2 separate regions of the Homo sapiens genome follow, and region 2 is linked to region 1. A link is a contact called in ENCODE Hi-C or POLR2A ChIA-PET data. All regions are on one chromosome and are shown on one strand. Each heading gives the region's core, a stretch centred on a gene start or an enhancer-like site at or near the end of the contact. The rest is flanking DNA. Distances are from core to core; before and after follow the strand shown.

Region 1 (6,496 bases), core at 3,962-6,461:
TTGAGACAGAGTTTTGCTCTTGTCGCCCAGGCTGGAATGCAATGGCAGAATCTCGGCTCACTGCAACTTCCACCTCCCAGGTTCAAGCGATTCTCCTGCCTCAGCCTCCCAAGTAGCTGGGATTACAGGCACCCAACACCATGCCCTGCTAATTTTTGTATTTTTAGTAGAGACGGGGTTTCACCATGTTGGCCAGGCTGGTCTTGAACTCCTGACCTCAAGTGATCCACCCACCTCGGCCTCTCAAAGTGCTGGGATTACAGGCATGAGCCACTGTACTCAGCGGTGATGGTGGTTTTTTTGTGTTTTGTTTTTGTTTTTGGAGATGGAGTTTCGTTCTTATTGCCCAGGCTGGAGTGCAATGGTGCGATCTCCGCTCAACGAAACCTCCGCCTCCCGGGTCCAAGCAATTCTCCCGCCTCAGCTTCCCGACTAGCTTGGGTTACAGGCATATGCCACCAGGCCTGGCTAATTTTGTATTTCTAGACACGGGGTTTCTCCATGTTGGTCAGGCTGGTCTTGAACTCCCAACCTCAGGTGATCTGCCCGCCTCGGCCTCCCAAAGTGCTGGGATTACAGGCGTGAGCCGCCACGCCCAGCTGGTGATGTTTTGATGAGGACAGGACCTGACTTATGTCTCTTAGTTTCAGGCAGGACCCTCTCATAATCAAGTTTGTGATTGGATCTACCTGCCTTGAGTGCCAGAAGGGAGAACGAGAGGTAGAGAGGCAGGTTTCGGTTACTGTGAATGAAAGATGAATAAGGAAGTGTCCTCTAAAGTCACAAACTTGAAACGGGATGAATTCTACTCTCCACTTAGGTCTGAGAGCAATTAGTCCTGCTATTTCCAAAATTAGAATCTTCTTTTTAAAATTTTAGTTTTAGAGACAGGGTCTCGCTCTGTTGCTCGGGCTAGAGTACAGTGGCGGGATCATAGCACATAGCAGCTTTGAACTCCTAGACTCAAGCCATTCTCCTGTCTCAGCCTCCCGAATAACTGGGACTACAGTCCAAAAATTTGAATCTTGTGGCCTGTAATAACGAGTCTCTTGAGCAGCATGCCTACCTATGGTTTTAGGCACACTTTTTCTGAACTGTTGAAGAAATAACCCAAATGTGTGCTTTCATGTAAAATCTTTAATCATACCTATGAGGCTAGCTGCTGAGTTAGGGTGTTATTGTATTTTATGTTTTGATAAATGCCAAAGATCCTGCTGAGGCTTAGCCTCCCACAGAGTATATTTACTTCTTTTCATATTTTCCATGTATCTCTTTTATTGATTCATATCTTGATAGCATCATGTGTCTTATTTCACTCTATGTGAATTGAAGATAGTTTTCAGTCATCTATATTGATAGTTCTGTAAATATTCAGTTGTACTAAATATAAGCACCCCATATTTGTATTTATTAGACCAGAATTATCAATCTTGGCATGAGAATTCACTAGAACTTTAACAATTTTATATTGTTTCTACTAATTGCTGAGATAATGGACATAAAAATGCTCAGCATATTCATAGATTTATGTCTTTATCCTTTTACAAATTGTTGCTTTATGTAATACAAGTCAGCATTATACATTACATAGAGTTCAAAATATAATTTCTTGGTGATCATTTCTTTCTTTTTTTGTTTTCTTTCTTTCTTTCTTTCTTTTTTTTTTTGTTTTTGAGATGGAGTTTAGCTCTTGTCGCCCAGGCTGGAGTGCTATGGCGTGATCTCTCGGCTCACTGCAACCTCCGCCTGCCGGGTTCAAGCGATTCTCTCACCTCAGCCTCCTGAGTAGCTGGGACTACAGGTGCCCGCCACCACGCCCAGCTAATTTTGTATTTTTAGTAGAGACGGGGTTTCACCATGTTGGCCAGGCTGGTCTTGAACTCCTGATTCACCTGCCTTGACCTGCCAAAGTGCTGGGATTACAGGCATGAGCCACTGCACTTGGCCAGTGATCGTTTCTTTAATACTGATATTTTCTGATATAAATTTTCATTTTCATGTGTTAATTCTTTGTTGTATTAAATATATTTTTCCCAAAGCTGTTTCATATAGTTTTCTAATATTATACTCTACAAGTGTTTCTTGTACCCATACTACTGTTTTTTGTTTTTGTTCTTTATGAGAGACGGTCTTACTGTCTCTCCCAGGCCGGAGTGCTGTGACACCATCAGAACTCTGTGCAGCCTTGGCTCAAGTCATCATCCTGGCTCAGCCTCCTGAGTAGCTGGGATTACAGGCTTGTGCCACCACACCCTGCTATTACTTTTTTTTTTTTTTTTTTTTTTTTTTTGGTAGAGATGGGGCCTTGTTACGTGGCTCAGGCTGATCTATTAATAGAATTCCTGACCTCAAGCAGTTCTCTTGCTTCAGCCTCCCACATTGCAGGAATTATAGGCATGAGCCTCTGTGCCTGGCCTTTTGGAAATTTTTAACACATCAAAACTTACTAAGTGCTAATTTAAGAATTTATTCCATACTCATTTCATGAGATAGCTGATATATTTGGGTTTATATACATCCTCTGGTTGTGTGTGTGCTTTTCTTTGCCTTACTTATTGTGTGTACTTTATTTTTTGTAATGTTTTCTTTACATTTACATTTTCTTTAAATTTGTAAGATATATACTCTGATTCAGTTAATGTTTAAGCTTTAAAACAGTTATTTAATACATTATAGAGTTAATGTATTTGCTCTCCTCAAGAAATATAAGAAACTTATATGTTAGTTAATTTGCCCATATGAGTTTATATACTATTGAGGATATGCATGGTAATTCCACCATTCTGTTTCCAGAAGTATTAATATTTTATTTTATTTTTTATTTTAATTTTTATTTATTTATTTATTTTGAGATGCAGTCTCACTCTGTTGCCTAGGCTGGAGTGCAGTGGCACAGTCTTGGCTCACTGCAACCTCCGCTTCCCGGGTTCAAGTGATTCTCCTGCCTCAGCCTTCTGAGTAGCTGGGATTACAGGCGCCCACCACCACGCCTGGCTAATTTTTGTATTTTTAGTAGAAACAGGGTTTCACCATGTTGGACAGGCTGGTCTCGAACTCCTGAGCTCGTGATCCGCCTGCCTTGGCCTCCCAAAGTGCTGAGATTACAGGCGTGAGCCACCGCGCCCAACAGTATTAATATTTTATACAGATAATGAGTGGTCTCATTAATCCATAGATGCACTCCTCTCTCAGATCCTCATTTCTTCTATCATCACAGACCATCACCTGGGATCACTTTCCTTCAACCTTAAGAAGGATCTTAAAAGTGTTATTTTATGCCAGTTATTTTTATCCATTAAATTTCTCATTTTGGGCTTCAAATAGTCTTATTTCAGTTTTTCTTAGCCAGTGCATTTGTCGTGCATAGAAATCTGCTGGCAGTTATATCTGTAACTGACTCCGTATGTTATTCCATGTGTTCCTGACACCTAAATTTATATTGGCTTTGAGTGGAGACAGATAATTTATATTATACATATATATAATTATGTATGTGTGTATATAAACTACATGTGTATATATATATAAATGCTGTGTGTATGTGTGTATATATATTTTTTCTCAAAGATATGAATTATTTCTATGTCATCTCATAAAATAAACCAGGTTATAAAATTTTAACTACAGTGACTCTTAAGTGGACAGTGGAGTTAAAAATTATGAAGAGCAATTAGTCTTGATAGTTCTGTGTTTTGAATCATACAGCCTATAAGAATGTGTCTTCTGGACGATAGACCTACCTGTAGTTTATGAAACCCTCTTGCATGTGATTTTTTTCAATTAAATGAGTCTATTGATATATTGGTGTGCTTTTGTGCAAAAATTATAACCATTAGGGGCTCCCACCTGTAATCCCAGCACTTTGGAAGACTGAGGCAGTTGGATCACCTGAGGTCAGGAGTTCGAGACCAGCCTGACCAACACGGAGAAACCCCATCTCTACTAAAAATACAAAATTAGCCGGGCATGGTGGCGGATGCTTGTAATCCCAGCTACTCGGGAGGCCGAGGCAGGAGAATCGCTTGAACCTGGGAGGGAGAGGTTGCAGTGAGCTGAGATCGTGCCATTGCACTTAAGCCTGGGCAACAAGAGTGAAACTCTGTCTCAAAAAAAAATTATAACTATTATCTATGATGCTATTTGATGAGTGAGGGAATAATTGTACTTTTTTCTTTTTTTTTCAAAATCACACTGATCCTGAAAAGGTGGATCTTTGATTTATCTTCCTAAAGCAGTGTATGTGAGAACCTTGTGTTGAGGAAGACTGATAACAGCTTGTATGTATTTAGCACGATGTGCCAGGCCTGGTGTTAAGTACTTTTTACCTCACTTCCCATATTCCTAATGAGGTTGGTTGTAGTGTTTTTCATCTTACTGATTTTTTTTTGTTTGTTTTTGTTTTGTTTTGTTTTTGGCTAATGACTTTAAAAGACCTCCAGTTCTTGAACTTCAGCTAGGGTCCCATCCCCAGAGTTTATCAGAAGGTATAGGTTGGGTCCAAGAATTCACAGGTTTTTTAAGTTCATAGTGAAGCTGATGCTGTAAAACTACATATCAAATTGGGAAGCAATGAATTAGAAGAGGCTCATGTTTTCGTCATGTTACATGTAAGTTCCTCCTTCACTTTTCGCCATGAATAAAAGTTCCCTGTGGCCTCACCAGAAGCAGATACGGGCACCATGCTTCCTGTACAGCCAGCAGAAAGGTAGCTAATTACATCTCTTTTCTTTATATGTTAGAAAAATTAGAAGGACATTCAATGTTTTACAAAAAGGCCCACAAACGAAATACAGACAACGTTCAATTTATTAATACGTTTCAATCCCCAAATCTGAGAGAGGTGAAGCAGGTTTCCCAGGGCCTCAGAAGCAGGATTGAAGAATGGGTCCCTTGCTGGCGACTTCAGTGGCGTGGCATTGTCCCAGGTGGCCATGGAAATCAGGGTGCATACCCTTTAAAAGCAGCTGTGGCCTCCGAGATATCGTTTTCCCAGTCTTTTCTCCCCCTCCCTGCACGACGCCTCTTGGCAGACATCCGGGAGAACCCGAAAGGCGCTCGTTGCCTGGTTGGATGCAGGGTACAAACTACGTTACCCAGAAATCTGTGCCCAGCTCATTGTTAGCCGGCGTGCAGCCAATGACAGCCCAGAAACTGGGCGTTTCCTGCTGCTCTGGGCTGCAGGGGCGAGACTTCTGGCGTCGCCGTCGTGACGTATTTTTCCTATGCCCGGTCCGTGCATTCTGGTTGTGAAGGCTGAGTTCTAGAGATCGGGTCGGCTTTCTACGCGGCTCTCGTGGAACCTAGCAAAGAAAGACAGTGAAGACTGCAGGACCTTCCTTCGCGCTTTTGTTACAATCCATGACCCCTGTCGTGGGACGGGCGGCCTCTCGCGGAGGTGTCTGCCGGGGCTGGGCTCTTACCGAGGCCTCCACACACGTCCTCTTGTCCTTGTCTCCCCCAGAAGCAGCCGCCTTAGTCTTGTGAGCGTTTTTACACCGGGTAGATTGAGACTTGGAGTGCTACACTCAGCCCGAGGGCGTCCAGCGCGGTGGAGGCGTGGGGTTTCGGCTGAGCCCACAGGGCACAGACTGTTCATCCGCTTCTCATGGCAGCGGCGGTGCTGATGGACCGGGTTCAGGTGAGTGGGGGCATCCCTCAAGCGCACCCCGGCCTGGTTGGTGTGTCCTGGGATGTTCGCTCTCATCGCGCACTTCAGGGTGCTCACTCCGTCGCATTATGTGGAGGGGTTCCGCTCCCCTCATCAGTGGCATAAGGTGTGGAACGGACTCGAAGGCGCAGGGGCAGTTCGTACAAATGCATGCATGGAGAGGAGAATGAGTTTGGGGAGTTCCGGGAACTCTCTGTGCCTGGTGAGAACAGGGACTAGGGGGTCAGAGGTAGGCCTGGAATGGCCGCCCGAGGAGCTGGTCCTCTCTTCTGAGGGTGCTGGGAGTCATGCAAGGTTTGGTACAGAGAAGGGAGGTCCTCTGACGCAGTTCTTAAAAGGCTCCCTCTGGCTGCAGAGTGGGTAGACTAGGGATTATAGGGTAGACGGGGAGATCAAGATGAAGTCTACTGAAATAGTCCAGGTGAGCGTTGATGGTCTGGGCCAGAGTGGTGGCAGCAGAGGTTAGAGAATGTATGGGTTTTGGGTTTTGTATGTATTTTATAAGGAAGGCTGACCAGATTCTCTGATGAGACATAGTGATGATATCCTGGGATTCTTCACATGACTGTCTTCACTTGAGACAGGGGGCAGTGAATGGAGGTCATTTCTAGTTTAGTGTCCTGAATCCAGGCCATGAGTTGTATGGAGTTATGTGGAGAAGTCCCCACCTGGCGACCAATGGGATGAGTACTGCAAAAGTATATCAGACCTAGGAACAGGTACGCTCAAATGCTTGTAGGATTGAGTTTGGAGCGCTCAGGGAATCTCAGGTCTTAATTACCTTTGTTGGAAACAGGTATCAGAGGAAGGAGTTAGGCAGGAATGGCT
Region 2 (6,266 bases), core at 2,204-4,703, 760 kb before region 1:
AGCATGGAAAAAGATGCTTACCATCATATTACCATCATATGTCATTAGGGAATTGCAAATTAAAGCAACAAGATATGACTACACACTTATTAGAATGACTAAAATCCAAAAAGAACTTTCAATATCAAATGGTGGCAAGATTGTGGACAGCAGTTCTCATTCATTGCTGTGGGTATGCACTTTGGAAAACAGTTTGGTGATTTCTTACAAAGCTAAACATACCCTTGCCATATGATCTAGCAATCACACTCCTGGGTATCTGGCTAGGATTTGGAAAAACTGCTCTCATAAATTGATGCCAGGAATGTAAAATGGTACAGCCACTCTGGAAAACAGTTTGACAGTTTGTTAAGAAGAAAACTAAACATACTATATGACCTAGTAATTACATTACTGAGCATTTATCCCAGAGAAATGAAGAGTTATGTTCACACAAAATCCTGTAATAAGAAAACAATTACCAGTGGGAAGAGGCAGCTTACTAATTGGGAGGAAATATTTGCAAACCATATATCTGATAAGGGGTTAATATTCAAAATATATAAGGAACTCCTTCAGCTCAATTACACTAAAAAACAAATTACCCGATTTAAAAATGGGCAAATGACTTAAGTAGACATTTTCCCAAAGAAGACATATAGATAGCCAACAAGTATATGAAATGATGCTCAAACATCACTGATTATCAGGGAAATGCAAATCAAAACCACAGCAAGATATTACTTCATCCCAGTTACAATGGCTATTCTCAAAAAAAAACAAACAAACATAACGTGTTAGGCTGTGGAGAAATTGGAACCCTTGTTTACTGTTGGTGGGAATGCAAAGTAGTGGTGCTTCTTGGAAAACAGTTTGGAGATTCCTCAAGAAATTAGAAGTAGAACTACCATATATTCCTGCAATCCCCATCTGGGTATATGGCCAAGGAATTGAAACTAGGATCTCAAGGAGATCTCCAGGAGGTTGCAATGAATAATGCACTTCCATGTTCATTACAGCATTATTTACAATAGCCAAGAGATGAAGACAATGTACATGTCCATTGACAGATGGACAGATAAAAAAAGTGACACACACAGACACATACACACACAATGGCATATTTTTAAGCCCTAGAAAAAGAAATCCTGTCATATGCGACAACATGGATAAACTTTGAGTACATTATGCTAAGTAAAAGAAGCCAGTCACAGGACAAATACTTTATGATTCCACTTACATGTGGAATCTAAAATAGTCAACCTCATAGAAACAGAAATTAGAATGGTGGTTTCCAGGGGCTGGGGGAGGTGAGAAGACGTTACTCAACGAGTATAAAGTTTCTGTTATGCAAGATAATTAAGTTCTCTCTATACAGCAACTTGAATATATCTCCAGAGAATTGTGCTGAATGAAAAAAGCCAATTCCACCATTCACATACTGTATGATTCCATTTGTATAACATTCTTGAAATGACACAATTGTATATATGGAGGATAGACTAATGATCGAGTCTGGAGGAAAGTGAGTGTGGCTATAAAAGGGCAAGATGAAGGATCCTTGTGGAAATATCGGAAGAGATCCTTGTGATGGAAATGTTCTGTCTCTTGAATGGACCGACGTCAGTATCCTACTTGTGATATTGCAAGATGTTGCCCTTGGGTGAAATTACCTAAGAGACATAGGTCTCTCTGTATGATTTCTATATTATGTTTTACAACCTGACGTGAATAAATCCACATTTATCTCAGAATAAAATATTTCATTTAAATACATCATTAATCACCACCTAAGGCTAGCTGCTGTTGATGGTTTTGTGGCCACTTGGACATTCAGCAAATGTTTTTAAACTTGGCTTTGTGGTTTACTATAGAAAAGGGTCTCAGCCAGGCATCTGGTTCCTACCTTTCCTCTTGTGTAAGCTCCCCTGTCTGTATTACCCAACTAATCTGGAAAGTAGCTTGGCTGTGAAGATTGTTTATAAATCATAAAATGTGGAGACCAGGGGTCAGAACAAAGGAAACTCACAACAAGGATTAATGCTTTTTTTCTTATATCTAAAGATATAGGGAATTGACATTTAAAGATCTAGTTGTTTTTTATTTGCAATTCTAGAATCCAGCCACACCTCCTTCTATAAAATAGAACTAGTGTTCTGGTGATCCAAGCAGAGGAATATGGCTTCATACACAGAAACGGGCTGAGGAAAGCAGAAACAGAGAACAAGAGTGGATGGGTCATTTCAAAGTTACTTTCCCTATCATGGTTAAAGCAAAGGGGATTTCTTTTATCATGCCTGCTAAACTGGCCTGTTTGGGACTTGGCTATTATCTCTCTCTTTCTCTCCTGAGAGGAGGTCAGGTAACAACTTAGTTGGAGTTGGTGGCCTGGAACTTCAGCATGAGTAGCTCCATTTCGATTTGATCTGTTGGGCCTAGTGCAGGAACTCAGTCCAAACCGATAGTCTCCTATACATTTTATTCTACACCTATGCTCATTTTCTTCTTTGCACATCTGTATGCTTAAAAAGTGTTCTTTAAAGATAAGCATGATTATCAGGTTTAAAGTTGCCTGGGATGGTCCCTCAGGCCAGTCCATTGGCTGGACTGCAGAAATGTCTGCAGCAGATGTGACACGCCTCTTTTATCCCCCTCATTTCTCTGCCTCCACCCATCCCTTGTCCTTTTCTGTTTTCCTTCCTCCCTCCTCCCTCTCCTTACCCATTCTTTCCTCTCTTCAGCCTGTCCTGCCCTCCCCAACTCGACTTCCTCTTTCTTTCCTCCTTTTCCCACCCTTTTCTTCTTCCTTATAGTCCTTTCCACCTTCTCATCCCCCTTTCCACCCTTTCTTCCTTCTCCTCCTTGCCGTCTCCATTCTCTTCCTTTCCTGCCTCCCTGCCCCTCCCTCCTCCCACCCGCTCCCTCTTCTTTCTGTTGGTTCCTCTCCTCTCTGACCTGTTCTTTTCCCTTAGTCTCTCCCCAGCCCTTCCTCCTTCCCCTCCATCCTTCTTCCAACCCCTCCTCCTTCTCCATCTCTTCTTCTTCCTCCCCAGCTCTCCTCCCCAAGTCCCTCTCCATCCTCTCTCTTCTCCCCGCTCCTCCCCATCCCTCCTCCCCTTCCATCCTTCTTCCCACCTCTCCTACTTCTTTTCTCCCTCCTCCCCCCTTCCCTCCTGTCCCTCCTCCTCGCCCCTCCTTTCCCTCCGTCTTTCTTTCCACCCTTCCTCCCTCCGTCTCTTCTCTCTCCTTCCCTTTCCCTGCCTCCTCCCCCTCAATCCTCCCTCTCGCCCCAGCCTCCTTGGCCGCGGAGTCCTCTGTGAGATGGAGGAGCTCAGTTGGCTCCGCTCGGCTCCACTCGGCTGGGCTCGGCTGAAAAAAGCCGGGGGGAGGTGGCGCGCGCGGGTTTCTGGGAAGCGTAGTCCGGCGCAGTCCGCGCAGGCGCACTGCCGTCGGGCGGGCCTAGCGGGCGCGGTCATTGTCCTGGCAGAGCGGCGAGCCGGTGAGTGTGGCTGCGGGGTCGCGCCCACCCTCTACCTGTGCCGGGGGCCGGAACCTGGCCCCGGGGAGGGCGCGGCCTCGGGGAGACGGCGTGCAGGCCCAGGTACGGGGAGTGCAGGGCTGGGTGCTGGTCCAGGGCGTGCGGGCGCAGGAGAGGGCGTGCAGGCCGGGACCGAGGTGCGCCTGGAGAGGCTGAGCGGCCGAGGAGAGGCTGAGGGGAAGCTGAGGGGCTAAGGAGAGGCTGACTGGAGGCTGAGGGGCTGAGGAGAGGCCGGGGCCAGGGAGGGAGAGGCGTGAGTGGGTTGGAGGTAGGAAAGTTGCATGAACACGAGGGCCATCCTGGGGGGAAGGTGGCCTGTGTGAGAGACAGGCAGTGCATATCATCCTGAGGATGAGGCTGTGTCTTTGTGGATATTGTGAATGTGTCTGTGTGTGTGTCTGTGTGGGTCTGTATGTGTGTGTGAGACAGATTGTGTCGTCCTGAGGGTATGGCTGTGTCTCTGGATATTGTGATTGTGTGTGTGTGTTTGTGTGTGTGTGTGTGTGTGTGTGTGTGTGTGTGTATGAGACAGAGAGAGAAACTGCGTGTCGTCCAGAGGCTGGGTCTGTGAATGAATGTGAATGTGTCCATGTATGTCCGTGTGGGTCATGTGTGGTAGCGTGTGTGTGTGTGTGTCCCACTTCTTCAGAGTCTTGGTCTCTCTGTGGAGCTGTGTCTCTCCAGGTCTCTGCCTATGCATGTGTGGTGATATCTCTGAGTGACTGCCTGTGTCCTTGTCTTTGGTGTTGTGGGTGTGTCAGCCTTGATCTCTGTCCATGAGTGTCTCTGTGGGAGGGTGCCCTCTGGGTGTCCACTATGTCTGCTCTTTCCATGCATGTCTCTTGGCATGAGTGTAGGGCTGTGTCTTTCCAGGGGCCAGTCCTGTCTGGATCTTTCCTATCTCTGTGTGTCCACCTGTGTCTAGAGTATTTCTTGATGTTTGCGTGTGACTCTGCAGGGGTGGGTGCGTCTGGGTGTGCCTCTTCCAAAGACTATATGCCTGGACAAGGGAGCCTAGCAGAGCCACTACCTTCTCACCCTACGCTTCTCCTAGTCTGCCTGCCCACAGTTCCCTGGCTTTTTCCTGCCCATAGAAGGCTCTGGAGGCGTAGGGGCCTGGGAGTGACAGGGGCCGGGTGGAGGAGGGGAAAAGGAAGGCTGTTTCTTCTGCCTCCCACAGGATCTTCTTAAAGTGGGATCAGACTCCCAAAGGGTCTCTGTGCCCTACTCTGTTCTGACCAAGGAGAGGTTGATTTGTTCAGGGAATGTGTATGCAGCCAGTGCTGGCCATTTATAGATGTCCCAGTAACTCTGAGGTAGAGACCATCATCATCCTTATCTTACAGATGGGGAAACTGAGTCTCAGACTAAGTGACTCACCCAAGGCTACCTCAGGCATCCAGGTTCCAGAGCCCCCACAATTAACCACCAGACAAATGGGAGATCCCTTTTTTCCCTTTCCGCTCAGCTGACACAAGGTTGCAGGATTTTCCCCGAGGGAATCCCCGCTTGGAAACAATGGAAATGGAAGAAAGGAAGGAAATGCCAAAAAGCTCAGAGGAAGAAGAATCCAGATCTAAGGCCAAACTGGGTTCAACAGCCACTGGCCATACTCTTGGGCAAGTCACTTCCAGGGCCGCTGCATGATTTTTAAGGGTACTTTGCCTTCATGGGCCCCTTGCTCCATTGTTTTTTTAAAGCACTAAAAATTACATTTTGTTATTTCATTAATAGGAAGACAAATGTAATCTAGGCTGGATTAGATATTTTCTTATGATTTTAAAAGAAATTAAGACCTTCCTATGGGCCCCTAAAGGTTTCATGGGCCCCATGCTCTGTGCCTACTGGGTAAGTGGGCTCTGGTCACTGCTGTGATCTGGCAAAATGGGCCAGTGTTCTTGACCTCACAGGACAGGGGTGAAAGAGACCACTATCTGCAAGGAATTTTTTTTTATATTAAATTGTGTTTCAAAAATGTTGATGGTAATATGAAGTTTCTACACCCAGGGAAACAATTCAAAGGAAGAGAAAGAAAAAATAATTAATAACTTCTACCCCCTTCTCATTCCCACTCCATGCCCTCCAGACACCAACCCAGCCTCATTCCACAGCCTTCCCCAGGCTGGAAGATGCTGTACAGATGTGTCCACATCCACATGTTTTGGTTTGTTTTTTCACAAAGGGGCTAAAGGTATGCATAAAACTGGGTAACTTGCTTTTCTCACTTAGTGAAACCACAGACATGTCAACAGATGCAGAACTAACTCTGCTTCGCAGAGGCGACCTGATACTTCATACTATGGAGACCCTACCCTCGATTTGATTCCTTTAGTAATGTTTATTAATTTTGTTTTCAGGGTTTTTTTTTGCCTCTAGAAACAATGCTGCCATAAATATCTTTTTTTCCTATATGTAACTTTTACACGGAGCTTTTATTGGTGTGGGCAGATTCCCAGGAACAGGGTTGCTGGGTTATGGGATTTGTGTATTGCCAGCTCACTTTCCAGAAAAATGTTGAGCGACTCACATTCCCTCACCAGTGTGTGAGAGGGCCTGTTCCTTTCAATCCTGGCCAGCACTAGAAGTTAGCTCATCTGTTCATTCAGCTTGATGTCTAAGTGCCTCCTGTGTGTTAGACGTTGTCCTAGATGTCGGAAATACAATCTGAAAGTGATCATCCCTGCTCCCTGGGGGCTTCTGTTCTCATGGAGGGAAGACAGATGACAAACTTGAAAACAACTATTTTAAA

Evidence for each region. A loop is a pair of places that touch in the nucleus more often than their neighbours do. ChIA-PET counts read pairs that join two places held with the same protein, here RNA polymerase II (POLR2A). Pooled maps may share reads with other maps.
Region 2: a loop to region 1 is called in a map of CD4-positive, alpha-beta T cell, with 2.7 times the contacts of the local background. The contact joins the promoter of ZNF71-SMIM17 here to the promoter of ZNF304 in region 1. A Hi-C loop is called at or near these places in 1 of 168 maps with a recorded cell type or tissue (CD4-positive, alpha-beta T cell), 3 of 37 single-sample maps with no recorded cell type and 6 of 50 pooled maps. POLR2A ChIA-PET finds 5 or more read pairs at or near these places in 1 of 52 experiments (PC-9).

Annotation. Positions count from the first base shown.
Region 1 is chr19:57,346,060-57,352,555 of GRCh38, forward strand. ZNF304 (zinc finger protein 304) reads left to right here and starts at 5,212. Exons shown (of 3, transcript NM_020657.4): 1 at 5,212-5,638. The coding sequence starts at 5,606. RefSeq lists enhancers at 4,388-5,247, 5,205-5,294, 5,248-6,106, 5,445-5,514.
Region 2 is chr19:56,591,849-56,598,114 of GRCh38, forward strand. It overlaps ZNF71-SMIM17 (ZNF71-SMIM17 readthrough (NMD candidate)), which reads left to right and starts at 3,454. Exons shown (of 5, transcript NR_163263.1): 1 at 3,454-3,580. It overlaps ZNF71 (zinc finger protein 71), which reads left to right and starts at 3,454. Exons shown (of 4, transcript NM_001370215.1): 1 at 3,454-3,580. RefSeq lists a silencer at 3,416-3,805.